Linked DNA regions of Homo sapiens: all the other regions are linked to region 2. The links are chromatin loops, found by intact Hi-C in ENCODE. Cell type or tissue: endothelial cell of umbilical vein. All regions are shown on one strand. Links, peaks and the distances in the headings refer to the core of each region. The heading gives the core; the rest is flanking DNA.

Region 1 (7,718 bases), core at 1,552-6,551, 150 kb before region 2:
CTCCCTTACACGAGTCCCTTCCCTTTCCAAGGCCCTACATCTTGTATCTTGCAATTTTGTCTTCTTTCTCAGAAAGAGGTATCTTTTTTTTTTTGAGGCGGAGTCTCGCTCTGTCGCCCAGAGACTGGAGTGCAGTGGCGCGATCTCGGCTCACTGCAAGCTGCGCCTCCCGGGTTCACGCCATTCTCCTGCCTCAGCCTCCCGAGTAGCTGGGACTACAGGCGCCCGCCACCACGCCCGGCTATTTTTTTTGTATTTTTAGTAGAGACGGGGGTTTCACCGTGTTATCCAGGATGGTCTCGATCTTCTGACCTCGTGATCCGCCCGCCTCGGCCTCCCAAAGTGCTGGGATTACAGGCGTGAGCCACTGCGCCCGGCCATTTTTTTTTCTTTAGAGATACGTTCTGGCTCTGTCACTCAGCCTGGAGTGCAGTGGCACAATCATAGCTCACTGTGGCCTCGAAGTCCTGGGCTCAAGCAATCCTCCCGTCTCAGCCTCCCCAGGAGCTGAGACTACGGGAATGAGCCACCGTGCCCAGCCGGGATCCAAAAATTACAGAAGCTCTAGACTCTCAAAAACATGGAATCCTCCAGCTCTTAAGATTATATTGTTATTATAGATGATATTATTATATCACAGTATTTTATAATCAGAGTAGAATTTTCATATACTTACTCAAAAAACGTTGTCCATCCAGTTTCATCACTTTTAGTGGCTAAAAGGCCACTATTGCCATGGTAAGTAAACAAAACTAATTCCAGTCCTTGAGCAGTCATGCTTTTCAAACATCCATTTGTTCCTATTGTCAACCATATCACTTGGTTATCAGGAGACACCACTCGAACTGGCATGCGATTTGGGTCCCGTCTAATTCTAAGGGTGTTGCCATTGCTGTCTGTCACAGCAGTAATATCATTGTCATTGCTGTAGCTAAAATTGTAAAGGTAATCACCAGTGACTAAACTTACAGTATATTGGTGAGTACCATTGATGTCAAAGATGTAGAGTTCTTGATCAGTTGGAGACGCAACTTCATAGAAGTTCATAGAGTTAAGTAAAGGCTTATTCTTTGACACAGCCCGGATCCGGATATTCCCTAGATCTGCAATATACAGTGTACCATCTGGAGAAGCAGCCAGGGAGGATGGGGCACTGAGTTTGGCATCCTTGGCGTAGCCATCTCCACTCTGGTAACAGTCACAGTTGGCATCATTTTTGCAGTCACACTCTGAAGGTATTCCGGCCACTAAGGAGATTTCTCCATCTGTTGTGACCTGCCTTATCCGGTTAATTTTCTTCTCATCAGTTTCAGTAATGTACAGGACCCCACTGTAGGACACAGCAATGGCAGTGGCTGATTCCAGTGTTGTCTGCACCGCGTGCTTCCCCACAGGATATTCCACTCCGGGAACCTGACAGTGCATGGGCCGTCCAGCAGCAATGCGAACTTGACGATTTTCAGTGATCTGTAAAACTACATTATTATCCAGGACATAAATGGAGTTATCCATAGGGTTAATGGCTAGGTCAGTGGGCCATTCCAGACGTACCTTAATAAAAAAAGAAATGGCCTGGTTAGTAAGTTACTGCACTACAGTTAATTCGCCAGAAGAGTAAATTAGACCATTCAGGGAAATTGGCATTAATCTGAGATAAACTGTCTGATAATAGTTTTTTCAATAGCCTCAGTAAAATAAACCAAAAAGTAATGAATGAAGATAGATACAGGAAATAACACTTTATTTTAAAATTCAGCTCACAGAAAGATTTGCTAGTTACAGGCAAATAGCAAATAGGCCTCTACGTAGTGAGTCAACAGATATCGATGAGCTATGAACACACATGTTCCTTATGGCAGCAATAACCACCAAATGTTGGGGCTTTCTAGGTTATGAATAGATTAGTATTCTATTGTGTTTTCAATCAGGCCAACAGTAAAGTTTCTATTTCTAAATATAAGTCCCTTGGCACTAATCATAGTGGGTTCTCTCTACTACTTAAGGAGCTCATGCAATCAAAAGATTAGAGATTTCAGTTGTTTGGTTCTTTTTAGAATACCTGCATGCTCCTACTTTACTGGTATTTTATTACAAATGCTTAGCATTTCTTAGTGATAATTGTTCTGTATCTCACTGAATTCATCAAATGTAGAATTATAGAAGAAAATAACTTTTTATTAGCTCCTGTGATACATGTAAATGGAACTGCCCTATCAGAACCACTGCAACACATGATATATGCAGTTTAATATGGTGCCATCATAGTCTACCGACTGAATAAGTCAAGTCACCTAGAGGAAAAACAAACAAGTCCGCTTAGTATTTAACTACCTGGCTGATGTGCATGCTGGTGTCACAAGTTAAAGGTCTGGCTGAAGTCAAATCGTTAGAGCCCAGAAGAGTTGATATGATTCCATTTTGGTCAACTTTCCTAATCATGGTTCCATCAACAAAGTAGATTAATCCATTCTTATCAACTGCCATTCCTGTATTTGAGAGAAGCAAGTATTACTAATTTTTCAAAAATGGTTACTTTTGATTAACTATTAGGCCCATTATTAAACTCAGTTATTTAACCCCAGTGACAACACGGGTGACAGGTAGCAGGTAGGACTGCAGATTGCAAACACGTTAGAAAAAACCAACACAGGCATTTATAATACAAATAAATTAAAAATTCAGTAAGGAGGCAGGGCATGGTGGCTCACGCCTGCAATCCTAGCACTTTGCGAGGCCGAGGCAGGCGGACTGCCTGAGCTCAGGAGTTCGAGACCAGCCTGGGCAACACGGTGAAACCCTGTCTCTACTAAAAAACACACAAAAAAACTGGGTGTGGCAGTGTGAGCCTGTAGTCCCAGCTATTCGGGAGGCTGAGGCAGAAGAATGGCTTGAACCCGGGAGGCGGAGGTTGCAGTGAGCCGAGATCGCACCATTGCTCTCCAGCCTGGGCGACAGAGTGAGACTCCGTCTCAAAAAAAAAAAAAAAAAAAAAATTCAGTAAGGAAATAATCCAATTTTGTCAGAATCTCCTGTGAGTATATGTATCACACAGGTAATACCTGAATGTTTCAAATATAAATTACAATGATTATATAATGTTGTGGTCTATAAATTACAGAACCAGTTTCAAATTCCATTCCAGCTCCCTTACAGTAACCATATCCTTCTAACAAAAATAGATCTAAGCCAAGGTTAGTGTTTTGTTGACCCCGTTACAATGAAATTTTCTATTATGAATAATTCAGTACAGATACTTTTTTCCAGTCCTTGTTCACATAATAGTCAGCAGCTACCATGAAAAAAATAAAGGCCCCAAACCAAAAACATTGTATTCAGTGCCATAATACATGAGCAGGGAATCATTCCTGCCTGGTTTAAAAGCCTTTATCACGTAGAATTTTTTTAGCCCTGTTACCTCCCAAAATTCCTCTCAGCAAGGATTTTTTCCCATGGCATAGAAACAAAAGTTTCACAGCTCTCCAAAGAGGGTGAGGGCTCACAGGGTTGCTTAGTGATGGGTTTTAAAGAAGCCTGGGACTCATTCATGACAAAGAAATTCCAGGACTATGAAAGAATTTGGATACTTCCTTGAAGTTGAACAGGATGTGGCCTGAATTATATAGAGTAGTTAGTTGCTTCATTCTTTGAAGAGCTGATAAAATGGTATGATAATAAAAAATGCCAAGAACCTAGTATTTACTGTAAAACCAAGTTAGGATGCTAGCAGTTTCATGCTACATGGCTTTTAAAAACCCTAGATGTGAAACAGCTTTCCAGAACACTGTCAAAGGTAAAAAGTTAGACTCAGCATTAAACATGACTAGGCACTAAATGGATTTTCAACCCCTTTTTTTTTTTTTTTAATAAATAAAAAGAAATCCTCAAATCGCCAACTGCCGGTACCTTTGGGACTCATGAGTGTGGCTTCCACGGCCTTCCCTCCATCCCCACATCTCGCCTCGTCAAACGGAAGGCATTGCTCCCCTGTCCCTGCGACGACTTCTGCATTTTTAGTCAAGTCTTTTGCCCCCGTAAGTGACTTTGGGCGATAAATTCTGCGGGTGTTTGTGTCAGAAACGTACAGATCTCCCGTGACTGGATCCGTTGCAAGGTAGTATCTATGAGCTGGGTTGCTGCTGTGAAAAGGATCATAGATAAACATCAAAGGGAGTTACTCCTAATACACAGAGGGAAATTAAAAGCAAAATAAAACAGATCATGAGAAACTGATTATAGTCTGGAATCCATGATCAAAGATTAGACATGAATAGTACTGTCTATTTAATAATGACTCAAAAGAATGTGCTCACAGGTAGCATTTCTCTGATATTACTGTTTGCCTTCCTTGCCTGACGCTGAGGATTCAACAATTTACTAACAGTCATCTTAAAAAATATTACCTTTAAAAGGCAGTATGTGTCTACCCTAAAACAAAGAAGCAAATTGTCTAAATCTTTTGTGCTCAATGCAAAGCCATTAAAAAACTGCCCCTGAATGAGGGACATAAAGTTTATTCCAGGGGAAGCATGTCTCCATCAAATTCTCCAGTGAAGTACAATATACTACTGATTCCGCTCATACCTCACCATAGGGTATTATCCTTTCAAACTAAAAACCCTCCCCCTGAAGAAATGTACCACTGTATCTGTCTTGGTTGCTCTATCATAATCCAGAAAAGTGCCAGTGTCTGTCCTATGGGGTTAAATATTAAAATGAGGTCATTCAAGTCTACGGGGGAGTCTTAGTTGGTGGCCTGTGGCAGTGAGCTAGGATGCTGGATCCTTCAGTTTTCTTTCCAAAGTTTGTATACTGAGCTGCTCTGAAACCTGTCTATGAATGTAGTGACATACAAAATGTAGTGCCTCAGTTTTATAAATATAAAGAAATGCAAATGTAAAACATTTTATGTCCCATTACTTGTAAAAAATGGTAAGCCCAACACTGTTAAGGAGGGGACAAATTATGACGTATCATTGGAATTAAAAAGTTAATATCCTTACAGACACTCAATGCCACATTCTTAAAATTAATGTAATCTTGTACATGTGCAAAGATTGTCTTCTGAACAAAAACCTGAAAAATAATTTAAATGATTTGGTGTCCCAACCAAGACGTCAACATGATGGGAATCTATCAAACTCCATGTATCTTTTGATGACGAACTTAGTTATATTAATTAATTCTCATTCCCTCTCTTCCTCTCCCTCTTTCCACATACAGCCACGAACACACACACACACACAGTTACATGCTTGTTTCCATTTATTTTATTTGTGAACATCTAAAATATTTATAATAAATCTACCTATATGAATATTTTTATTCTAATAGTGATGCAGTAGTCTCCTCATTACCAATGAGGTTAGGTTCTAATAAAACAATTTTCACTACTTGATGATTTTCCGTCTAAGTGCTGAATAGCTGTACTTTATCATTCCTGTAAGAGATTCTATTCTTAAAATTGTTTAAGTGTTTCTCATGTTGTTAGAGGAGGCCAGCAGATCACACATGGAGTCTGTAGAGGCCTTGTGGAGCTCTGAAGAGCTCTTAGGCTGTGATGTTAGTATACAGAGAAATACAAAGACATACAAAGGCTTGAGCTTTGTATGTCCTTCAGCTTTGGGATCTCCTTTCCAGCCTTTGAGTGACAAAAGACAGACTAGGGCAAGACATCTTAGAGTGTGTAAATGTGTGTGAAATGGTAAAAAGTAAGATGAACTCAGAAAGATGCAAGTCATTGTGCAAGAAAAACATTTCAGAACAACTGGGTTATGCCAAGTGATCAACTTGCTGTGCTAAGTGTTATGATATCATTTTCCTAAGCTGATGCCTACAATCTTAATGCAGCAACACATATTGCATCCCTTAATGTGGCAGCTTATTACTTTGTAAGAAGTGAAGAGTTACAAATCAATATAACATTCAGAGCAATTTTAGAGGTTTTTTTTTTTTCCTTTCTATAAACAGTCTAATGTTGACACAGCTGGTCTTTCAGGTATATATAATTGGTGACAGAGTTGCAACTCCACCAAGCTGAGTCTACTTTGAAAGACATGACATTGGAGAGGCCCCTCTAGTCTTTCCTACCTCCCTGATTATACAGTTAACTGTGACTAGCTGTGTACATGGTATGCATACACTCATGTGTATACATAACACACATACTTTTTTTTCTTCTCAGTTGTACATCTTTTGAGTATGAACTCTGTACCCGATTGCCTGGGTTTAAGTCCTAACTTCATTACTAACACTAAATGTATGATCTGGGCATGCTGCCTAACTTATCTGTGCCTCAGGTTCCTTACCTGTAAAGGTGGTGATAATAATACATATTTCACAGGATGCTGGGAGGATTACACGAACTATATATGTAAGATCCTTAGAACAGGGCCTAGCGCATACTACATACTCACTAAGAATTAACCGTCCTTATACTCGCTTTTGTCCTGTCTCTTCCTACAGTGCAATGTCTTTTGCCTTATAACCTTAGAAAGTGCAGGAATACAATAATTAACTAAAGTATGAGTTGTTTCTGAAAATATTAAAAGAAAAAAACTGATTAGGTTTAAACTTGGTTTAGGTTTAGGTTTGTTAAACCTAAACTTGGTTAGGTTTAAATTTGTTTTTTTACTTCTGCTGTTATAACAGCAGTTTATAATATCCTAAACTATTAAAATAATGAAGACTCAATATACCCACTTTAAATTGTTTAGAGAGTAATGATGAACAATGATGATTCATTCATGGTAAATGAATCATGCACACTTCCTCAGGATGCCCTCATTTTGAGAAAAAACAAACAAACAGATTATTGAGGTGGCAGCTTCAGTGGTGGTGGCATCCTCTTTAGCTATGGGACGTGAGTTTTCTTGGTGCAAAAACGAATGGACATTCAAGTGATAAGCTTTGCCTTTATTGTCATCAGTTTTATCCTAGTGGGGAAGTAAAGAGAGAATGCCCAAAGTGGTGCTTATATTTGCTTATTTCCTGTCCTGAAGCATCTCCTTCCTAGAAGACATAGAAATTTCTCCATCAAGCAACAAATGTCAATGGCTTTAAAAATGTCTGATAAATGAAAGCTGTACTTTTGGACACAACTCTATTGTCCAGAAGAACAAATGTGGGGGAGTCTACGTGGCCCTAGAGAAGAGAATTAGCCTCTGGAAATATTCCCACAGGATGGTAGGAAATGAGAACTTGACAAATTCCCAGCAGCGCAGGCTAGGATGGCAAATTAGAGCTGGTTGTTAGATGCTGGTCTCTCCTAAATGAAAAGAGGGATCAGCATGGAAGTACTAAAAGGAAAAAAAGTGAGTCTGGATATTTCTAGTTGACAGACTGGTGGCAGTGAAGCTCTGAATCATATGCCATAGGACTGGGATTCAAGGTCACCTAATTTGAGCATAGAGAGTTGACAGTGTGAGCTCGTGCTTGCTTTCCAACTTTCTGAAAAGCCAAAGCACTGAAGAGGCGGGTGTGTGGGTACAACGAGTGGTGAATTTTTAGGTCAGTAATCTATCTACTGTGAAAACGTGAGGCTACCACGACGGAACCGGCTGCAGCCAGCAGCTGGAGCACAGGGATTTTCAAAATGCTTGGTTTTGGGAAATCTCTGCTGAGCGGAAGCACAGCAGCATTCTCATGTGATTGGTTGAGATTTCACTATTTCAGAAAGGTTTGAAATATTACAATTTTGACTAATAGCAAAACCAAGGAAA
Region 2 (7,718 bases), core at 1,287-6,286:
TGGCTCACGCCTGTAATACCAGCACTTTGGGAGGCCCAGGTGGGTAGACTGCATAGCAGACCCAGTCTCTACAAAAATTTAAAAAACTAAAAAATTAATCTGTGCACGTTTCCATCATGGAGTAGCCTCCCAGCAGGCTCCTCCGCAAATGGTTCCTGGCCTAGCGTCCCCAGTCCCATCCCCAAGAGTTGCCACTGAGGTCCCACCAGCCTGCAAGCAAGAGCATGGGCCATACCCTCCAGTCCCTCCAGCCTCTTGCTTGGGGCCACCCACGACTACTACCTACAGTAGGTTCCACTTCCAACAGCAGCTCCTGCGGCGGCACCGAGTGCCATAGGGAAGCCGCCCCTGAGCCCCTGGCTGACCCAGGTCACTGGCGGGCGAGCTCCTTTCATGGCCATGGTATTTTTATGGTCCGCAGAGCACCCGGGGCCTCCTAGGACCCCTGCAGCAGGACCGCCTGTGGCCTGGCTTGGGGACCTCCCAGGAGGCAGTCCGATGGCCTGTCCAGCAAAGCCAGTGCTGGGTCCTAGCCCTGACCTGAGCGGCCACCCCCAAACCCGGGCCTGCAGAAGCGCTAGGACGCCAGAATCCCTCCCCGCCGCCGCGGACCCTGCAGACCGGGCGGCTGCAGCAAGCGGACGAGCAGGGCGCTCTTTTACATCAACACAGCTAACACCAAAAAGGAGACAGCCCTCCTCACTGTCCCAGCGCACGTGAGCTCTCCTGACACCTGTAACTTTTCACCTTGCACCTCGTGGAAAATAAACGCCAAGCAGCCGGTAGACAAATAAATAAATGCTAATAATTAAATATTAAGAAATTATCTGGGCACCATGCCACACCTGTAGTCCATGCTACTCAGGAGGCTGAGGCAGAAGGATTGCTTGAACCAGAGATGGGAGGTCAAGACTGCTGGGAGCCGTGATTGTGCCAATGCACTCTAGCATGAGTGACAGAGCAAGGCCCCGTCTCAAAAAAATATCAATCAATCAATCAATCAATCTTTAAAAAAACTGAATACACCTTGATTCCAGGAAAAAATAAAATCACCAGGTAGCAAGGATGTCAAGTAGACATAAAATATGTATGCATACTTATGTACAAATACATACACATACACAAGTAAAGAGGACTGAGACATACTTTTACAGACAATACTAGTGAATGGTATTTTTAAAAAGCCTCACAAAACAGTTGCTCGAGAGGAAGAGAAGTGCTTGAGAATGACAGGTCATTTTCAGATGAAGATAATGGCTTAATCGCAATCACTGACTAGGACCAGAGTAAAGGCACAGATTACCTTTTACACTGTTCACGTTCAAAAAAGTGTGATTCAAAATGTGTTAGAAGTAATTAACAATTCATTTCTACAGGTACCATGAAAATTAAGATGATCATGTGTGAACATTTTATATAGATTACGGTTATCCAAAGCCAAACATTATCAGAATATACAGTATCTGCAATTTATTGAAATTACGCTTTCAATATCACTTAAGGACTATAGCAAATGATTAATGCATACTTTCTTGGTGTCTTAATTGCTATTAAAAAGAAACTGGTTCACTCCAATTAAACAAAATAACACTCCCACTCTATTGTACAGTACTTTTATCATGCACAAAAGACTCTAAAGCGTTCAATACCTTAAATAAAACTGGGGTCTCACTTCTGAGTGATGTGAAGACAATGCATCTATGAAGGCTTTTATTGATTCATTCCAAACATTTATTACTTTAGTTAATTAAATGTTTCAAGGATATGAATAGTTGCCTTTCATTATTATTTGAAGATTTTTTTTCTTCTCAAGAACAAAATTAACAGTCTGGGCGTTCCTACCTACAAAAATCCACCTACTTTTTGTTAAGCGACGGGAAGAGTGAGAAAACTAAGAGATTTTAATCTAGTAAAATTAACCATGGTTTAATTTCATGTTTAGCCTACCTAACACATAAAGATAAATTAGACAAAAATATCTCAGTTAAGACAAATGCTTTTCTTATTGTTTGGAGAGATGAGAGCTACTTTATGATGAAAGGTATTAACCAATGAGGTGCCCTTCACAATGGCTGCTATTACCATTTGGTAATTATTTTAAAAACATTTACGGAACACCTAGCATGTGCCACGTGCTCCACTTACTTTATTTCATTTCACACTTATAAATCATTTTGAGTAGGTATTATTATTGCATTGGAAACTGACTTCACATTTAAATATGTGACCTCACATTTAAATAGTTAGTGAAAATGGTGGATGCAGGATTACAAACCAGGTCTCTAAAGCATATGCTTTTCTCATGACGCTAAACTGTGATTTGTATCCCTACTATATCCACCAGGTTTTAATTAGAATATATATCAATACTGACTCCTGAGAATGACCTTCATTTGAGAGCTGCTATTGGTCTAGAACCTTCTTTCACATTTTAATTATTGGCGTGACGCCCACTAAACAATCAAGTTGAGGCTACAGCATTACAAGTGGTTAATAATAATCTCACATTAAAAAATAGGGCTTTTACTCTCACTTATCTTAATAACCATCTTTGAAACTTTATCTCAAACTTTCCTAGAATGAAGCCTCTACTTCAGCCTGAGAGAATGGTTTTGGAAACCCAAACTGTAATGCTGCTGGAGACACAGAGATGTTTATTCTTTGAGTAAATTCAGGACCATATTTTATATACGCTACCTTTTTTTTTTTTTTTTTTTTTTTTTGAGACAGAGTCTCCCTCTGTCGCCCAGGCTGGAGTGCAGTGGTGAGATCTTGGCTCACTGCAACCACTGCCTCCCGGGTTCAAGAGATTCTCTCACCTCAGCCTGCCAAGTAGCTGAGATTACAGGTGCCCACCACCCCGCCTGGCTAATTTTTGTATTTTTCGTAGAGACGGGGTTTCACCATGTTGGCCAGGCTGGTCTCAAACTCCTGACCTCAGGTGATCCACCCGCCTCGGCCTCCCAAAGTGCTGGGATTACAGGCGTGAGCCACCACGCCCGGCCTGCTACCTCTTGTTCTCTTGATATTGTGATAAGTGTTCTCTTGAAACTCTGAGAAGAAAATTAAGACAAATATTTTAAGTATTATTTTAGGAGCTACATATTTTGGAGGCCAATAGAAGCTTTTTCTGCGAAGGGGGTCAATAAAAGTTTAAATATTTGCTCTAAGTTAGCAATAGAAACTATTAGAAATGTTCAAGTCTGGAGCCTTACCTGCATTCAACCTGCCTTTCTCGTTTGATTTCTTATTCTTATTTATCTAAGGCATAAGAAAATTTGGACTTAAAATTAACTTTACTCTTGGAAATAAAACTTAGTGTGGTAATCACACGTCCCTCTTTGCCTGGTACAGCTATCAGTTTATGCTGCAATTCCAGGGTAACTGTTGATATGGCCCCTTCTCACTCTGCAAGTGTCCTGGCTTTAGTAATGAACTATATGGTCACCACAGAGCTTAGGCACTGAATTAAGCTTACAATAGCTTCCTCAATTATCCTCCTCTCTCTGAGACAAAGGTTTTTTTAGCCAGGGCTTGAAATAGGCCTTAAATATTAACAGCACACAGCAAATTCTTGAACTTTATATCTCCCTCTTCATGTTTCTTCCCATTCTCACAAATAAACAATATCCCTTCCTAGTCCTCTTAAGAAATACTAAGTTATAAAAGGTGCCATATTTTAAGAGACTTAGAATCCAAGTGATTTTTTACTATTCATTAGTATATAATTTAAGTTGACTTTCCCTTTTTTTTTTTTTTTTAAATAAATGATGATGGTGAAACTTTAAGAATTTCCTACCATTGGCCCAGGTCCAATTTTGAAATTTTTGTTAAGTAACCTTAGGTTCTTCATTTTTGGACCTCTTTTCCATATTCAGTAATATTCCTTTTCCCCACAGGTACCCTGTGTCTCCCCAAGCTGTCTTTAACAAAAGCATATGGCATCAGCATCAGTCAGTCAACCTTAGTCATCGAGCTACCTTCCCAGGCATATTTTACTTGAAGTTGTATCTTTAATTACGGAGGATTCCACTACTTACTACCTCACTAATGGTAGTTTATTAGTTATCAGTAAGTGGGTGGAGGTTAATTCTTCAGCTGGGAAAGGTTTCCTCTGGGGCAGGAAAGCTACCCCATATAGGATGCAGACACACGTCAGCAAGGCTGACTCAGACCCGGTGTGTGTATGACTGTTTTTACCTTCCCTACAACCATTTTAAAGAAGATAAAAAGAGAAAAAAGTATCATATCTTAGTTTAGTAAACAATATCTCTGTTTAGGTATTCTGTTTTTTTAACGACGTTAACAATTGATCTCACATTAATGCGGCTCAAGACATCTCAATATTGAAATAAAAAATGCACTAATAAAGAGGCAATTTAATATGCAATTTCATACATTAATAATTAGCAAAGCATTACTGAACTAGAAGGTAAAAAGCTATGGGAACATAACTAATGAACTATCCATGCCAAAGTAGGCTTCATAATAAAACAAGACTTTAATAAATCTTTTATTAAATGGCTACAAATGAACCGTTTTGTTAACATCTAATAGGTAACTACTAAGCTGTTTAATTCACGTATATAAATGAGGAACTTGCAGGCAATTAACTTTACAGTTGCTGAAGGACAAGGCTTCTCAATGAGAGTTACTGTACCATACCTTTAAGTGCTGCTGCTGTACTGGGCCAATTCTAAGCGTTTGCTCAGCTGCTCTGTATTCTTGTAGCAGCTATTATTACATACTGAAGCAGCTGAAGTATAAAATAAACAAAGGGCAAGCTATAGGCTCTCCAATGCCCTAAAAGTGAATAATCCAAAGTATAACAAATAGTGAGCTCAAAGAAAAGGAATTTTCAGGAAAATTGTAAGCAAGCACTTGGTATTATACATAGGGACCGATTGTTAATAGGAAATGATGACATAATAAGGAGATGCTTATGAACTGCAAAGGCATTTTTGGATCTCAGTGTGACTCTAGGAGATCTGAAAGTCACTGGAGATTATAGACCAGAAGTATTCTATTCACTGAGTGGGAATGTACAGTACACAGTCACATTGATTGTCTCCAGCAGGAGCAAATGTTAAATTCATTAGAGAAAGGAAATAAACATTTTTATGGAAGCAAGAAACTGCCTGGTGAAAAAGAATGCTTTTGAATAAATCAAAATGATAGCTATACTGAAACATATAGGACAAAGTAGAAAATCCTTTTATGCCTTTTCCAGCAATTCACATAAACTGTAAGTCTACAAATCACTGAGATTTTCAAGGGTTATTACATGCCATTTTGTAACCAATTACTATCAATTTGTGCTGAAAAGAGAAAAGGGGGAGGAACTAAGAGAAAAATATAGAGATTCTTATTTATTCGTAACTGAATTTTAAACTTCATAGCTTATAACCTTTAAGTGGCAGTTTCAGAAAAAGTGAGAATTAGCAAAATCGGTGTGTGTGTGTATATATATATATATATATAAATAATTGCCAAAGATGAAACAATACACTAGATTAAAAAATAGTTAAAGGCAGACACAAGTCTGGATAAAGTTGTTAATATAGCTGAAACTGAGTCTGAGAATCATACTCAATAGGGAACCTTAACTAAAAGAAGGAAAAATCAATGATAAATAAGACTGGTTCTTCACCTCCAGAGTTCCAACCAAGTGAGACTATTAAAGAAACCACAGTAGTACTGTGTCGGTACAGTGTGAGATTTTCACATCACTGCTTAGCTTCACTCACTGAGTACTGCAAGTTGAAATATCATTTCTTTTGATTAGCGACACTGTAAGATGTGAACTTTGGATAACGAGAAAACAACAAAACTATACTGCAGATTAAAATTTGTTAGTGTAACAACAAATTTTTAGATTAATTATTCTGTATATTTATTAGTGAGATCATATCAGCGGTTGATTTCCTCCCTGAAACTCATAAAACTGTATAATATTAATTCCATTGATGATTCATTAATGGCATTACTTTGAAATGGAAGAAAATCTCAGTAACTACTCACCATGGGAGTGATTTCTTATATGGTCTGAATATAGAGAAACCAGCTACAATTTCACATATGGCTACAGTGGATTTTCTTCTAACCAACTACTTTCTTTCTTTAAAGTCTCATCAATCAAAATTTCCAGTGCAATAAGACGAATAACAAGAACGCATCTTACTCTTCTCAAAATTATTCCAAATTCACTGGAAGACATGGTTTCACGGAATGCTAACTCTCCTACTGACAGTTTTTGAGGCTTTTGTGTTTTATAACATCACTAAAATTAAACACGTTTCTGAGGATTTAATTTGACATATTTCATAAATATTTGTCAAAACAATTATTGTCAACTACAATGTAATATCCATATTCAATCTGATGACTCAACTGGAAAATTACTTTTTTCCTAATAAATTTTTTCCAAATGACAATAGTGAATCGGTGTTGATTAGCTGTTCAGTGTGTGCTAATTAATTACACTGGGTAAATTTACGTCTGTGCTAATAACCTCAGGAAAAAAAAATCCGTATACATGACTGTGTCTTAAGTGAAGAGAAATCTGCTGTTTGCCTATTTTTCCTGTTCTTTCTCTTCCTAATTTCTCCCAGAAGAATGTTCAATAATACAAAATAAACAATAAAACTCAACTACTCGTGGCTGATATGGATAAAAAGATAAGAGTTCTTTAGAACCTTGTTCTTAGGTCAAGAGTAAAAGAAAACACAGAAAGACTTTCATTGTTGACAACTAACTGTGGGGACCTCCTGCTAGCTCATCCTCAAGGCAGAATGGGTTGAGACCATATACCTAATGGTGAGAAATAGCAATGTATTCATTGTGAGACACTTTGTTCACCCAGAAGCTAATTTAAATCCTAATGTTAACCGGAAGCTCTAGGGCAGGACATTTTGGGGGACAGTCTCTCAAGGCGTCAAGAGCTCTCTATTTTCTGGCTTTTCTATGGTGATAACTCTTTTTCTCCAAGCCTAACGGAAACCCTGGGGCAGAGAAGAAATAAAGAATAAGAGGAATGTTGGGGGAACCTCCCCGCAAAGCTGCCAACAGAAGACCAATAAGGTAAGACACCACTGTTGGTTGTGCAATACATAATTACAAGGAGACAGTGACTGTTACGCTCCTGTCCAAAGAAAGAAGGCGAAATTTTATATGCCAGGAGATCCTGAATAATGAAATGGATTAGCTCAAAACAGCTTTCGCTGATCATACTTTTGTATGAGCAGTTTACCACTTGTCAGCCAGCCTTTGCGAGAAGTCCTAACTTTGAACCTTAATGAAACACTATGCTATGTGTACAGAGAAGGACCATTAAACTGCTGAAGCCTCTAGAAGACTGAGAAGCTCATGGGCCATCATGTATGAATCAGGGCAAAATTGTTTTGTATAGTTGCAGACTACTAGTTGTACGGTTACAGTCAGAGGATGGAAGTTTCAGGGATGGAGATTTCAGTTCATTGTAGGGAAAAACTTCCTAATAGAACTGTGTCAGGATGAATGGATTGTCTTAGGAAATAATCCTGCAAGGAACTTTAGAGAGTAGGTCCTATCTCCCTCATACTGCAAGAAACTACAATATCCTTAACAAACTGTCATCTGATTTGTGCTTAAGTGTTATATTCATAGTGGGGCTCCACTATGAATATATGATGTAATGAACAAAATATAGTCTGAGAAAGTACAGAGGTCTAGAACCAAGA
Region 3 (7,718 bases), core at 1,183-6,182, 71 kb after region 2:
TACCTGTATTTTCTTCTTTCTCTCCTTCCTCCGTCCCCAGGTATGTCCTCACCCTTCAAATCTCTGCTTAAGTACCAGTTCCCTGAGTGACCTGAGTGGTGACTTGACATTTATTTGTGTGATCATTTCATTAATATGCCTTGTTAGCTTGTAAACTCCCTTTTCTGAATTTGCCTACTATTGTATTCTAAGCATTTAGCCAAATGCCTTGTGCCTCTGGGAACTCCATAAATAATTGTTAATAACATTGTTTCTTCAAACTCTTCCTGGGTACACCTTTGGTAAACAGAAGAGACGTGCGGATGCCTGAATACTTGCCCAAAACGTGAACATAAAAAACACTATCTAAAAGCTTATATTAGACTAATTAATGTATATATTTAAGCATTCAATTGCCAAGCACTATGAGCATTTTTACTCCTGTTCAAAAAGAACAGCCAAAAGCAAATGGTAAGTGCTTTAAAGCCCTCACTTAATAAAAACAGTTAAATCACTGGGAAGATTACAAACAATGCACTCTCCAAAATAGCAGTCAGTGAGCAGCAAGATGAATCAATCATCTTCCATGGTCATATAAATATATTTCAGTTTGCATCTGTGCACATTCACAGAACACTGTATGGGGTACCTGGAAACTTAACACGCTGCAGCATGAACAAAACACAGAGACAGGGACACAAACGTATCCACAGAAACCTGATAGAAAATTAACGTCAAGTAACTAGTCATGGCTAAATAATTAAACACATGTGGAAAATGTAGAATTACTAGAGGCAATGAGATTATGCAGACGGTGTCATAGAAAACTTTTGAAAAAGGGCAGAAGACGTTTTCATGGTGAGAAGGAAGGAGAGCATTCTACATGCAAATGTTAAGCATTTGCAAGTATAGAGGCCAAGAAATAGCAGAAAGCAAAGTGCCTGCTCCGGGAATGGTAAATAAATAGTTTACTTGACTGAAGCTGAGAATTTGGTTTAGGGAGTAATGGAGCACGAAACAGAAAGATAAAGTAGCTGGTGCAAACAATTGGTAAAAGACCTCGAAGTACGTAATTAGAAGATTGAACTAGACAAGAGAGAGATCTTACATAGAAGAGAAAGAGACGGCAATGATATTTATAAACCAAGAGTTTAGATCCTGCAATTACAGACTGTAGTTCATGATGAAATGACTGCAGGAGCTAGCCTTTTTGAAAACTGAGTCAAGAAACCACCAATGACACTGATTTATGTAAGAGTTCCACAGGATGACGAGAGAATGCAAAAAGGATGAAACAGGAGAAAGATAAGAAATCAGACAAGATATTCTAGAGCAGAGAAATGGCAGATATTATCAGAGCTCCTAACACTTCATTCACACTGTACTTCCTTGAAATCCTTATTTTTCCCTAACTGAAACACACAGTTAACTGTATTTATGTCTTTCATTCTTCTGGACACTCCTTCAAAGTACCTAGTGTATCGATATCTTGCCAGCTGTCAGGCTTTTAGTGAATAATCATTGAATGCATAAAAAGCAAACAAGGGAAAAAAAAGAACCCCTGACATAGAGTAAAAAACTATTTAATAAACATTCCATCTGACAAACAAATGAAATATCTAATATTACATGAATTAAACTTCAGCTTTCTGACACCAGGAGAGGCAACAGATGAGATTTTCATGGATATGGGGTAAGAAGGAGTGACTTCACAGAAACGTTCACCATGAGCTAGCAGAAACAGGCTCCATGCTGAGGAATGAAGCCTAAACCAATATAAAATATTTATATGTGCCCAGCGTTCCGCCAAGCCATCAAAGCAGGAAAACATAGGAGGCTGGCCTGAAGATGAGCAGCAGTCACATCTGCTTATTTCTTTCCAGCAAGTCAGTGATTTTGGTCTTGGCAGAAGGAAAGAAAAAAAAGTGTGTACTTTTTGCGGCGGCCAGGATGTGATCCTCTGACCCACTTGTGAGCTGCCATCAGCCACTAAGAAACCTCTCAAGATTTCTAACTGGAATTTCACTGAAGCTAAAAAGCATGGCATGCCTATTGGCAGCTATTTTGCTCCGGCGCCCAGTAGAGGCATTAGTTGTAACATTCCTATTCAATGGTCTTCAGTCCTACTGCTAGAACATGGCCACACTGATAGAAGAAAGACTTGAGAGGCTATTTGCATGTTAATTTTATAAGAATGGCTTACAAATCTCAACGGATTTTCTCTGGACAGTGCCAGTTGACACTGGTTGCCCCAACATAATTGCAAGTTACAAACTTGATCTATGAAGAAGAAAGACTTGCTATAAACAGAAAATAAAAATATTACTACTAACAGCAGAAACAACAATCTAGTTAATCTGTGCAAATTTAAAGTAAATAAAAATACACCATATTTGTTCGTGGCATTTATCTCAATTCCCATTTGGAGTTTCCTACATATTGGACGGAATTCTTCATTGTTGTAAGGCCAATACATATACAATATTAAAATAGATAATCTAAATATAAAATAAAATAAAAAATGTGTAATAATAACAAATACTTGTATAGAGGTTATTGTGTGCCAGTAACTGTTCTAAACATTTCACATATGTTAACATATATTTACTCATTTAATTCTCACACTAATCCTGAGAGGTAGGTATTATTAACATATAATAATGTAATAATGTTTATCATAATTCATTACAGATTAAATGCCATTACAAAAAAATTCTGTGTTTTTTTTTTTTTTGACATAGGGTCTCACTTTGTCACCCAGGGTGGAGTGCAGTGGCGCGATCATAGCTCACTTCAGCCTCGAACTCCTGGGCTCAAGTAACCCTCCTACCTCAGTCTCTGGAGTAGTAGGACGGCAGGTGCATGCCACCACACCTGGCTAATTTTTTAGTTTTTATTTTTGTAGAGATGGGGGTCTCACTATGTTGCCCAGGATGGTCTTCAACTCCTGGGCTCAAGTGATCCTTCCACCTCATCTTCGCAAATCACTGGGATGACAGGCATGAGCCACCACTCCCAGCCACAATAAAAATTCTTTATGAAAAAAAGACTCCCTCTCTGCCCAAATCCTGGCCTAAGCAGTATTCTGCCTTGCCTCAGAGTCTATGAGAAGAATACAATAATCACAATAGTTCATTTTTTCAATAGAAATACCAACAAGAATTTCAGAACAAGTATCAAAATTGACCAAAATATGTACGTGAGGGTCAGAGTTTGAAAATAAGTAAGCAGTCTCACTGAGAATTTATTTTCCATAGGAAAGATGAACACATTTCTATTTGAAACTCTGCAGGATTTCCTGAGGCAGATCTAATCATCTAAGGAAAATGTACAGCTTGGTTGTTGTTTTCTTATTATAATCCACGCTACCTTTCCACCTGTATGTATTAAAAGGCTACATCTCTGCACTGGGCTAATTTGAGGAGGAGGGTGCAAGTCAGTACCACAGCAATCCTGACTCTTAATCATCCAAGAAAGTATGTTATAAAACAAAAACCATCCACCAAGTTTCAGCTTGCTTGGACAAGGTGCTACATAGTATAAGAGGAAAAAAGATCCATTTTGTAATCTGGCACATCTCTAAGAATAAAGCACTGTGAAATCAGTGATCGTCCTCATTTTCAATTAATCCAGTTATAACCAGAAAACATAATCTGATCCCACTTTCCAAATCCACGTTTTTAAGTGCTTACTCACTGTATAATCCTGGGCAAGTTGTTCAATATCTCTGCAAGTTTGGATTTTGGAATTCTGTAGAAGTGAATTCTATCTCCATCGCTTATCTTCTCTGAATCCTTAGGCAATTTGCTTAATATTTCGAAGAAACAAGCTCTTATATATAAAACAGGAAAAATAATACTATGCCCCATATGGATTCTGGGGAAGAATGTATAAAATAATGAACTCCAGTGACCATGTGTTTACTGTCTCCACTGTGTACACACACATTACTCTCCTTTTTCTAATTAGGTTACAAAAAACTCAGCAAATTTAAACCATGGCATATCCCTAACCTGATGTCTCTCTACTTACTCAGCCTTGCTTTCTGCTTTGCACATGAAATAAACAACAAGAGACTATTATAGCACTAGCCCTCTGCCCGTCATCTTTTTTCTCAACTTTGTATCTTTATATTGTCCTCTGGGGTACAAATAGCCAGATGACTCCTATTTATCCTGTAAGATTGAGCTCAGCCTCATCTCTTGGAGGTAAATAACCCTGACTCCTTCCATTCTGGGTCGGTTCTCCCTCTGACATGCTGAAGTAGCTGGGCATGTTCCTCTGAATGCATGTTTACAGCTGCAATGGTATTGTACTATGATGTCATCATTAATCATCTCCCCCAACAGACTTCAATTTCTTTGATGTTTTGTATTCTTAGAGTACATAGCACATAGCTCTCTAAGCAAGCATCTACTGAATCAATGAGCAAGCCAGTCATATATTAGTTTTGTATCACTGAAAGCACTTAATGTTACACATTCAGTGACAACTCAGTAAACACTAAGTGGCTCATGGATTATTGGACTATACTATATCAATGAAAAGACAATCTTTTTTTTTTGGAGATGGAGTCTTGCTCTGTCGCCCAGGCTGGGGTGCAGTGGATCTTGGCTCACTGCAACCTCCCCCTCCCACATTCAAGCAATTCTCTGCCTCAGCCTCCCAAGTAGATGGGTTTACAGATGCCTGCCACCACACCCAGCTAATTTTTGTATTTTCTGTAGAGACGGGGTTTCACTATCTTGGCCAGGCTGGTCTCGAACTCCTGACCCCGTGATCCACCTGCCTTGGCCTCCCAAAGTGAAAGACAACCTTTTATATTGCAAAAACTAGTACTTCAGGAGTCGAATATTCTTTCCAAGAGAGTAACAACAATTTTCCCAGGTGACCTGGAAAAATATTTGACTAGAGATTTTTTTTTTTTTTTTTTTTGAGATAGGGTCTTCCTCTATTGCCCAGGCAGGAGTGCAGTGGTGTGATCACGGCTCACTGCAGCCTCGACTTCCTGGGCTCAAGTGATCCTTCCACATTAGTTGGGACTACAGGCATGCACCACCATGCCTGGCTGATTTTTAAATTTTCTGTAGAGACAGGGGTCTCAATATTGCTCTGGCTAGTCTTAAACTCCTGGGCTAAAGCAATCCTCCCACCTCAGCCTCTCAAAGTGCTTGGGACTACAGGCATGAGCCACCGTGCCCAGCAAAAGATGTAATTTTAAGAATAGATTGCAGACCCCTATTCATAAGAAAGTAAAGAGTACTCCTGAATAATTAAAAGCTGTATTAGAATTAGCCATAAAAACACATCCACAGGAGTACTGATAATGTATACATTTAAAAGGCAGGATTCCTGCCCACATGAAAGTTTACCTGCTACAATGCCATGAGGCACAACTCTCTTTAGTGCTCAAGCACTTAGGGAGGCATAATAATATGACTCCTTAGTACTCAGATCATAATCGGGGAATCACTTGTACCCTTGGGAAATAATGCCCTTCTTGCGCACTGTGAAAGGTGCATTTATTATCCACATCGGATTGATTTTGCATATTATATAGTGAGTACCGATACTTTAAATCCCCTTAGAAGGTATATGAGTGAACTCAGCATACTTTTCATTGAGCTTATAAGGTCTATTAAAAATAAATAACTGTATCCAATATTTCATTTTTTAAAGAAAATGACAATTATAGGAAGGGAAACATTTAATATAATGAGACTGATCTAATAGTAAGGAGGTAGTCAAGTGTTCAGCCTGTTGGTGCATTATTAACTCTTTCTGGTCACTTGGGTAACATTTTGAGTACTGTACAAAAAGAGAAGTAATTTACTAAATGGTACCCTAATGGCCAGAAAGAGTTAATGTGGTAATCAAAAACGAGCAATTTACTTCTCATCAACTAATCAAGCTCAGTAAAATTTTTTATTAAAATGCCTCTGATACTGTTCAACTGAAAGTTTAATTGAAAAACTGAAAGCCATTTAGTGAAAATACAGGAGAGTGGATATTACAATCGATTAATCCAGGAAAAGTAATGGCATGTCTAACACAAGAAAGACAATAATAAAACAACTCTTGTTGCAATTATTAACATCAATGCCACCAGTATTTCTGAATGGCCACCACGTGTCAGTCACTATTCTAGGTACTATATGCATATATCACTGAATCTTCAAAATGGTAGGTTTTATTACCAGAAATGGAGGTACAGAGAGAGTATGCAGCTGAGCCATGACTAGAGAAGCCATATTTGTCAAATTTCACAGTCTATGATTATTTTATTATATGCTAGACTGCCTCCCAATACATACAGACAAAAATTTTAGCTTACTAGCTATCCAAATGATTTAGAATATGTTAGAAACAGTTTATTAAACAAATGCCCATTCCAGAGAAATTCTGATGTAGTCATAGTGCCAACTATGCTTGTATTTTCCTTGGGCTTTGGCCTGTTTACAAAAAACAGAGTTCACATAGCAGTCCCGAGACGGCTTTAAAAGGCCTGCTTGCAAGGCTAGCCGTGGCTGGTGTCTGGGAACCCAGATTTCCGGAAGGTTCCCACCATTCTCAGACTAATGAGAGCAGCTCACCATGTTTAAACTGTTTATGCACACAGTGCAGTTTATGCTGAATCCGCTTTCCTTCTGTGAGCCTGGGATTTTGGTACATGCCGGGCAGAGGGTGCCTCCATGACCAGTCCCAGTAAAAACCTGCCCACGGAGTCTCTTACGAGCTTCCCTGGCAGAACACATTTCACACATGCTGTCATAACTCACTGCCACAGGAATGGACTGTCCTGTGGCAGACACACACAGGAGAGGTCTTGGAAGCTTGTGCCTGGTTTCCTGCAGACTTCACCCCACATGTCTTTTCCTTTTGCTGACTTTGCTGTAGTTCCTCTCACTCTAGTAAATCTTACTTGTGAGTATGACTAACATATTGAGTCCTGTGAGTCCTCCCAGCAAATCATCTAGCCTGGGGTGGTCTTGGGGACCCCTTTTACTTTATGGTCATTGTGAATACTGGAAGTGACTGAAGGCTTTCTAATGGCTTTTAGAATGTCCACAGCCAAGATCTGTAGCACATCCAGAGCAAGGGTTATGTCTTTGGGATTTGTAACTTTTGGCATTTTAAATTCATTTCACAGCCTATTTTATGTCCCCATTACTATCTTTTTATTTACTTTAGGACCTAATTTTTTCACAGCTAAAATTAATTTCAGTTATTTATAACAAAACAGTGTTAGCATTTCTTATTGAATGTCTCGGAAGTATTTAACAAAAGTGAATACTCCTCCTTGACACACTTTCCTTTCTTGATTTCCACGATAGCACAGGCTCCTTGATTTCTTCTCACCCAGCCTTCTTCACTGGTCCATTCTCCTCCAACCACTCCCAGAGCTTGGTTTCGAGACCACTCTTTTCTCCTCCATCTACACTCTCTCCAGACTCTGCTTTAAAATACTCTCCCTTGAGCAACAGACTCAACAGCTGCCCATTTGACATCTCTTTTGGATTTAAACTTGCTATGTCCAAGTCAACAAAAACGATTTGATTTCCACCTGCCCAGTCCCCTTTATCACCTGTCCTCCCACAGTCTTCCCCATTTCAGTAAATGGCACCAAACTCCACTGGGCATGTAAGCCAAACATCTAAGATTCACTTCGAGCTCTTTCCTTTTTCTCAACCTTCACAGGGAATCCATAAACAAGTCCTACTAATTCTACCTCCAAAACA
Region 4 (7,718 bases), core at 1,423-6,422, 130 kb after region 2:
AGGTTCATAGGTAAAAACTGAAGTATAAGTTTAATTAACATTGCATTTAAATATACTCAATTAAGATACAGTATCTGCATTTACTTCAGTGTTGTGCACTGTCTAGAGAAATTTACTTCTTTGGTATGTCATATTTTGCCTTCCATTACAATAACCAGAAATGAAAGAAAGTAACAAAGAAAATATCACTTCTTAAATTTTGATATAAAGCAAAAAATCATTAAGTTATTGTTAGAAGTAAATTATAATTGTATTGTATTTTATTGTATTGAGTGAGTGATTGATTTTTGAGACAAGAGTCTCACTCTGTTGCCCAGGCTGCAGTGCAGTGGCACCATCTCGGCTCACTGAAACCCTTGCCTCCTGGGCTCAAACAATTCTCCTGCCTCAGCCTTCCCAGTAGCTGGGACTACAGGTGCACACAGCCATGCCTGGCTAATTTTGTGTATTTTAGTAGAGACGGGGTTTCACCGTGTTGCTCAGGCCGGTCGTGAACGCCTGAGCTCAGGCAATCCGTCTGCTTCGGCCTCCCAAAGTGCTGGGATTACAGGTGTGAGCCACCGTGCCCGGCCTATAATCATATTTTAAAGTAGAAAAATAATTTTAAAAAAATCTCAACGTAAGTGTAAAGGTGAGGATTTACCCTACTGAATAATGAATCTTTAAGCACAAAAGATTGTTTAAAACAGATAACTAACAGGAGCTATACTTATTTCATAAGAATTTCAGAAAAGTCAAGGTAAAGTAAAAGAGAAAATGAGGTGTCTTCTTTATTGTCACAAAGTTCAAGATAAAGAAAAGCGATTTAACTTTTAGGTTTATATCTGGACTTTCTCTTTAACTCCTTGTTTATTGTTACATTTAAATCTTGATTTAGAAATTAGTTTTTCAGTCTGTTTCTTTAAAAAATATATTTACGACTTGTTATAGAAACTCTCTTGGCCTCTCTCTGAATTATTTTTCAGAGTCTGTGTTACAAATTCTCAATTATTCACTTTGGCAAAATGCAATTTCTCAACTTCTAACCCCAAGCAATAGATAAGAGGATTATATTAAAAAAGAAAGAAAGAAAGAAAAGAAAACGACTCTTCAAATAGACTAGTATTTAACAGAAAAAAAGGAAACTCTCTCAACTACTTGTGCCTTTCAAACTCAATAAAATGACTCCGTATATCTCAAAATCAAATACCCAATTCTCTGTTCCCTGAAACAATTGCCTAAAAATATGTCAGTTCAGATTTGACATAATAAAACCATATTTTAGTCATTGACAGAAAATTCATATTGTGTCTAGAGATCCACCACATAAATTCAGAGTTAAAATACAAGAAGCCTAAGAAAATTTCATAAAATATCTATATGCTTTGATTTTTCAAAAAAAAGAAAAATTAAAATGATACAACCAATTGTTCATTAAATAGTACTGTTTTCAAAGATACAGAGTTCCAAATAGAATTAGAACCAAATTTTAACTTTTCATCTTTACGAAGACACTTTTTAAAATTAAATATATATGCATATATATGAATTTAAAGCAAATGTGTTAATATATTAGTTACTTAAGGCCTACAAGCAAACTTAAAAACTGTATTTCAAAAACAATTCTTTCACACTTTGGCAAAAGGAAATTGTGATTTTGAAAAACATCATTAGAAAACTGGCCTGCTGTGTTTCTAGGATATTTTAGCAAACAATTAACGATACCAAGAGCCTCCAGCAGCTATATTTGCAAAAGGCTTCAGTTTGAAAGACTGGGAGAGTGAAACTTAAGATATCTTGCTAAATTACTGTAAAATTCTAGACTCCACTCAAGATTTTACTTGTTAAATTATTATTATTGGTTTTATTTTTAGTGCCAATTTCACTAAGGAAGCTTAGCATGACCAAAATAAGTGAATCTTCCACACAGCTCAGAGAGATTAAAAATGTGATATCTGGAAAACCACTTTTAAAATTCTACAATAATATAGATCGTAATTCTCAAAACAGAATACTGTTGATACAATTTTTGAAACTATAATCAAATACTTCCTGTTGCTATCCATCATACCCAAGGAAGAATACAATATATTAATAGATTATGTGAAAAAAAATAACTATTCTTTACTTTTGTCTTTTCTAAATACATTTATTTTCTAAACGTGCAGGCAACACTTCAGGGAAAAAGACTTTATAATTCCATCCGTTTATTTGTTTTTACAGAATATCAATATCATAAAAAAGGTTCTTATATCTCAGAAATCCTAAATCAATATATATTGGGTTTTCCCTCACAAGAAAATTATACTCCATTAAGAGATCAAAAATATTTACTTCTAATTTTGAAGTTACGTAGAATTCTCCATAGAATGGAAAATGACAAAAAACAATTTATCAGTAGATCCTATGGTTATTTATAAAGAGTCAGAGTACTGTAAAAATAGTATTTTCAACACTACAAATGAGGATTATTACTTCAGTTTCTAAAGAAATGCCTCCCTCAATGCTTTCTTCAAACACTCAAATCCCAGCTTAATAAAAACAAATGGCATTCCTCATTTCTTCAAAATTACACATTCGATATCATAAGCCTTGCTGTTTTAACAAGATGCTACACTTTCCAATTTAGTAATTAAGTACTCATAAGCCTGAGTTTAGGCTGCAGTGTTCTGGGGATGATGGGCTGACTATAATAAATATATTTATAATCGTCAAATTCATGAATTTATTTATATTAAAATAAAATAAATAAAAAGGTAAGTTAATATAAAAACGTAGCCTGACTAATCCATAAAAGTGGTCTTTGGTATTTCATCACAGAACTAAATAAATTATAAACATGTATAGTATCATTAGAAAATTTTAACATTTCTATCCCTCAGTAATTCTACCCACTTCTGAAAATTACAGACTTTTAACTTGCCAAGCTAAAAGACTGTATTTTGTGTCTAACAGGAAACTAAACTGAACACTTAACTATATTGTTAAGGAAAATTATGACAAGTATTGGGTCCAAAGTATTTTACGTACTGAATCTTTTAGTTTCCAACTACAATTTTCAAAAAATTGAAAAACATTTTAAAAGACAAACATTCCTTCAAGTAAAATATACTAGTAAATAAAATGTACCAAATAAGAATCTATCCAATAAAATTTAGCCAACAACCATCAATCATAAAAGTCTTCCATTCCTAAAATAATCCCCACCCTAATAAAACAAAAGGAGTACTTTAAAACCATACATTTCTAGAAACTCTGCATGATTAAATAATATTTTATCTATAATATCATAACTAGTTTTAATATAACCAACACAAAATTTAAGTATAATCCATAAAGATTTGAAGATAAATTTACCCAGGTTTGTGTATTTCCTTTCTGGTTGAAGAGCAGACATCTAGATAAACTTTCCAGGGTTGATATTCTAGAACAATAGTACAAAAGCCTAAAAAAATGCTACAATGGTATATTTATTAACATATAAATTTTTTTACTGCCCTCTAGTGGCAAAGAGTCAAGTCACTGTATAAGGATGAAAGCCTGTGATTGGGAAGACTCACGGTGAGGGCTACAAAAAAATCTTGAAAAATAGTACAGCAAAATTTTACACCATATGGCACACTTCTTTACAGGAGATTAATTATTAAAAAAAAAACTCTACATATGAAACTCAAATTTTTTTCCTAAAAATATTATAAGAATGACATAAGCAGAATGAATATTAGCAAAGTACCGTACATCAACCATTAAATATTTTAACTGGCACTACAATGGCACTAATATTTCAAAAAATAAAATAGTCAATAAATTTTCACATGACATTAGAAAAAATTTGACTAATTCTTTAATTTTACTGGACTGGTTATTTTTAGTGTTTATTTTTAAAGAATGAGAGTAGTATGAAAATAATATTTTCAACACTACAAATGAGGATTATTACCTCAATTACAAAAGTTATTTTTAATTTTTTAAAATTCAAAATTCTAAAGAAAAGTGCAAAAGTGTTTAAGTTCCACAGAAACAAGTAAGCTAAATTAATATTCAGATTTGTTCCTGAAAGACATTTTACAGTTGAAACAGTTCTCACTATGTGTAAAATTGACAATTGGTATGATATAAAAGTATATATAATCTATAACTAAATTAACATTTGTTCTGCTTTGTACCAAATTAGTCACAGGTTCTCTCCAGGTATTTTCCAGAGCATCTGCATAATTTTATTCATTATTTTTTACTTTGTTTTTCAATATTCACTTTCTGTAATTAAAAATATGATTTAAAGACATAAAGTATGATTTTATTTGATTATTAAAAATAAGTATTAAAAAATAAAGTAGATGAACTGCTGTTTATCTGTGTATCTCAGATGTGATTTGTTGCATCTCAGATACAAAATGTATTAAACAGCTTGTGCTATGTAAAGAAAAGTATAATCCTGGAAACTTGGGTAATTTAATCATACAGCTTGTCTTAGGGGAAAATCATAGAATGCAATCAAGAAATAAAGAACGAAAAGACATTATAAACCTGACAGGAAAGTCACTGGAGGAGGGATTCAGGAGGCCGGTGGGAGGGCCCTATGCAGACCCATTCTGAAAGTTTTTAACCTTTAGGAACTCTGTGACCATAAAAAATAAATTTAGGCTTGATATTTGTGTTTACTTGTTTGCTTTCACATGGTGTAAACCATGCCTGGAAGCCAAGGCTGCCAGGGTCTTGCAGGGTCTCAATGAAGGTGGAACGCTGATGACGGCAAAAGACGGAAGACAGTGTCTTCACACTTCCTTCCGGGTAAAACTCAGAAAACAGTCACCCAGGATGCTCATACAAGGCTCTTTCTACCCAAGGTAACAATCCCTATACAACTCTCTAGTCATTTCAAAGGTTCTAGACTGTAAAGTGCTTGAAGGTTTTGATCAAATCGTAGATTTTGAAGAAAATGGACAGTGAAAAGTGCTGCCTCTAGCACACTGTACCAATATACACAGCAGCCAAGGTCACTACTAAAAACAAATTAAAATACTAACTGTGGCACAATCCTTGAAATAAATATTTGAAGTAAAAATATCTCACGGAAATAGTTCTGCCTCATCTTCATTCTGCTATAGATAGCGGCTGTCCTCTGGCATGGAGAACCTTATAAACAGTGTTGAACACAGACTCATTTCAATTGGGTTTAGAAGTAGAACAAGCCTGTTCAGACTAAACTTTAAGAAGTGGACAATAATAACCTTTCTGAAGATTCAAGTATGTCAAAACCAATGTCAGTAATGACCTCCTGTGAGACAACAGGAGAGATGGTATTCTTCAGCTTCTCCCATCGATAATAAGTTCTTATAACATTTACAGCAGCTGATCTTCAAGACCATGTACTTTATCCGTGGAAGTATTGTTCAGCTCACTGTCAGACCTAAAAGTTCACTTCTGCAGTTGATATAGAGGCTCCTAAGGAAAGCATGAGTAAATTCAGAGAATTACAGCAATAAAAACTTGAGAAATGAAATATATGTGTGTCCAAATATATAGATACATATACACACATGTATGTTTCTATATATAATATACATAAATCTTGAAAACATAGAATGGACTGCTGAAATTTTATGCTCTTAGTACCATTCTTTAAAAATAAACATTTTCTAACTCTTCAAAACATTGACAATAAAAATATACATTTCTCCAGCATCACAGAAATCATCAAGCCTGTCTTAAATACTTTAATATGCTATCAGGTTTTTCTTCTCTCCAAACCCAAACAATTAAAAGTCATACACATAACCACTGCCACAACATCTATCTGTTTTTACCAACAAGAGATGAAAAAAGAAATACATCTGTTTTCTGCCTCTGGATATAGAGGAAATAAAGGTTGGCTATAGACTAAAATGGGTTTAAATACAGACATTCATTTTAAACAGCCACTAAAAATCTCTGGGGAGTTTCAGCTATTAGATGAGACTTCACTTAATCAAGTGTAGGTCATTTTGGAATGAGTCAAGTAACACCACCAGGGACTTACTTTGGAATGGCAAATGCCATTTTTAAAAAGCAAAGAGGTTACACTTAGGGCTTCTCTACAAAATCTATTCTAAGTAATTTACACAAAATACTACTGTCCCATATATTCCACTTAAGCTGGAAAATATTCAAATGTACGAGAGAGACTGGAACACAGAGATCAAATTTTGAATATGATAGTACCTAGAAGCCTTGAATTCTCTTCTGGAATCCAATTATCATAGTCACTTGAGGGATACTGAATTATTATTTATCCAATAAAGACGAAGATGGACACATCTGAGTGATTGTTCAATACAGACAGACATTAAAACCATCTGTGACTACAGAAAGGTAAAATGTCTGATGAATTAGTCAGTGAAGATTAAATCCCGAGTGTGAGCTTGCTACTACTTGTCATTTTCACAAGTTAAATTTATGAACTGAATAAAGAAGTATGTATATGTATGCAGATAGATGTTCTGGTTTCTAATAATGCAAGCTACCAAAGTATCAATCTTTTAAGAGCTACAAAATGCTTTCTAAATTTCCTCTAGTATTATGGCATTTCAGTCTAACATTATTAGGCATATAAAAACACACCCCCGTCATCAATGATATGATTTGTTCACTACAACTTCCATCAAGTCATTCTGTTGAGTAAGTTACACTTTCACAAAACTGACCCAGAAAAAAAAAAATTGATCAGTTTTAAATAAGTAATATACACCAATAGTAGACACACCCATTCTCCATTCCACGACCAGTTTTGTATTTACATAATTTGATAATCACTGATATATTTTAAAAAGAATAATTTTTTAAAAAATAACCAACTTTCAAATAAGACGGCAACTTAGGCATAGGCATCTAACAGTCTTCCGTTCTAATATGAAATGAAACGACTTAAAGATACCAAACCAGGGGGTAACCTACCACTAAAGGAGTCCTCCTATTCCAGAAATAGTGAGGAATTTCTGCTGGATCCACAGCAGTTGTGACTAGTGGAAGGAAGGTACCTCCAATAAGTGTGCACTGCCCATCTTCAGAAGCCCTTGCAGTTCAGAGGACTTATATGGGGGAAATTTTAATGAAGCATGACTAACATCAACTCTTTTGAAGAGCTGAAGTGTGTAGATACGAGTAGGTCTCAGAGAGATGGGACAATGTGACTTGCAACCATTATGCACAAGAGGACAACAGCATTAGGGAGCAGCGATAATGGGAAGGTTAAATGCAAAGCTAGAGGCACACATAAACCAGGTAAGTTCAATTAAAAAGAAGGGGATACAATATTAATATCAAATAAAATAGAATTATGATAGAAGAAAGCATTCACTTAGATAAAAAAGGATATATATTAAGGTTACAGCCTACAATGAAAATATAATAGGCATGAACTCTATGTGTCAATAAAGCAAAACAGTAAGAAATATGCACACAAAGAACAGAAACAAAACAGTTTAACAGGTCTTTTAAACCTCTAAAGAAGCAAACAGGCTTAAAAAGGATGTTTGGGATTTATGTCGGTAATTTTCAATCTGGGACAGTTCTCATTGCCTGAGAATGTCTGGAAACGGGGTGTGAAGTTTTTGAGTTGCCACAATGTCTGTTAGCCTCTAAGGATACTTAGACTAAGTGATGTCCCTAAAATATAAGAGACAGTTTCTCAAAAAGAGGAATTATCCCATCCACAATGCTAAATAGTGCCCTAGCTGAATTACACTCACTCATCTAAATCA

What was found. Hi-C counts contacts between places; a loop is a spot of excess contacts. Peaks named below come from ENCODE experiments on the same cell type or tissue, not always from the same donor. Only the 100,000 strongest peaks of a DNase experiment are listed, where the experiment ranks them.
Region 1: a loop joins it to region 2, with 10 times the contacts of the local background. A loop is called at or near these places in 1 of 110 quality-filtered maps.
Region 3: a loop joins it to region 2, with 2.7 times the contacts of the local background. A loop is called at or near these places in 1 of 110 quality-filtered maps.
Region 4: a loop joins it to region 2, with 4 times the contacts of the local background. A loop is called at or near these places in 1 of 110 quality-filtered maps.

Annotation. Positions count from the first base shown.
Region 1 is chr4:182,748,218-182,755,935 of GRCh38, reverse strand. It overlaps TENM3 (teneurin transmembrane protein 3), which reads right to left. Exons shown (of 28, transcript NM_001080477.4): 20 at 3,904-4,136; 21 at 2,332-2,486; 22 at 677-1,551. Among named protein-coding and RNA genes, the nearest start is that of DCTD, 170 kb to the left of the region's middle. In endothelial cell of umbilical vein, for the core only: no CTCF peak of the experiment used is centred there; a DNase peak (open chromatin) is centred at 3,565; H3K27ac peaks cover 2,488 bases.
Region 2 is chr4:182,601,529-182,609,246 of GRCh38, reverse strand. All of the region lies in intron 4 of TENM3 (teneurin transmembrane protein 3), which reads right to left. Among named protein-coding and RNA genes, the nearest start is that of DCTD, 310 kb to the left of the region's middle. In endothelial cell of umbilical vein, for the core only: no CTCF peak of the experiment used is centred there; DNase peaks (open chromatin) are centred at 4,106 and 4,866; H3K27ac peaks cover 3,192 bases.
Region 3 is chr4:182,530,735-182,538,452 of GRCh38, reverse strand. All of the region lies in intron 3 of TENM3 (teneurin transmembrane protein 3), which reads right to left. Among named protein-coding and RNA genes, the nearest start is that of TENM3, 290 kb to the right of the region's middle. In endothelial cell of umbilical vein, for the core only: no CTCF peak of the experiment used is centred there; a DNase peak (open chromatin) is centred at 4,302.
Region 4 is chr4:182,474,367-182,482,084 of GRCh38, reverse strand. All of the region lies in intron 3 of TENM3 (teneurin transmembrane protein 3), which reads right to left. Among named protein-coding and RNA genes, the nearest start is that of TENM3, 230 kb to the right of the region's middle. In endothelial cell of umbilical vein, for the core only: a CTCF peak has its summit at 3,499 (motif pointing left); a DNase peak (open chromatin) is centred at 3,344.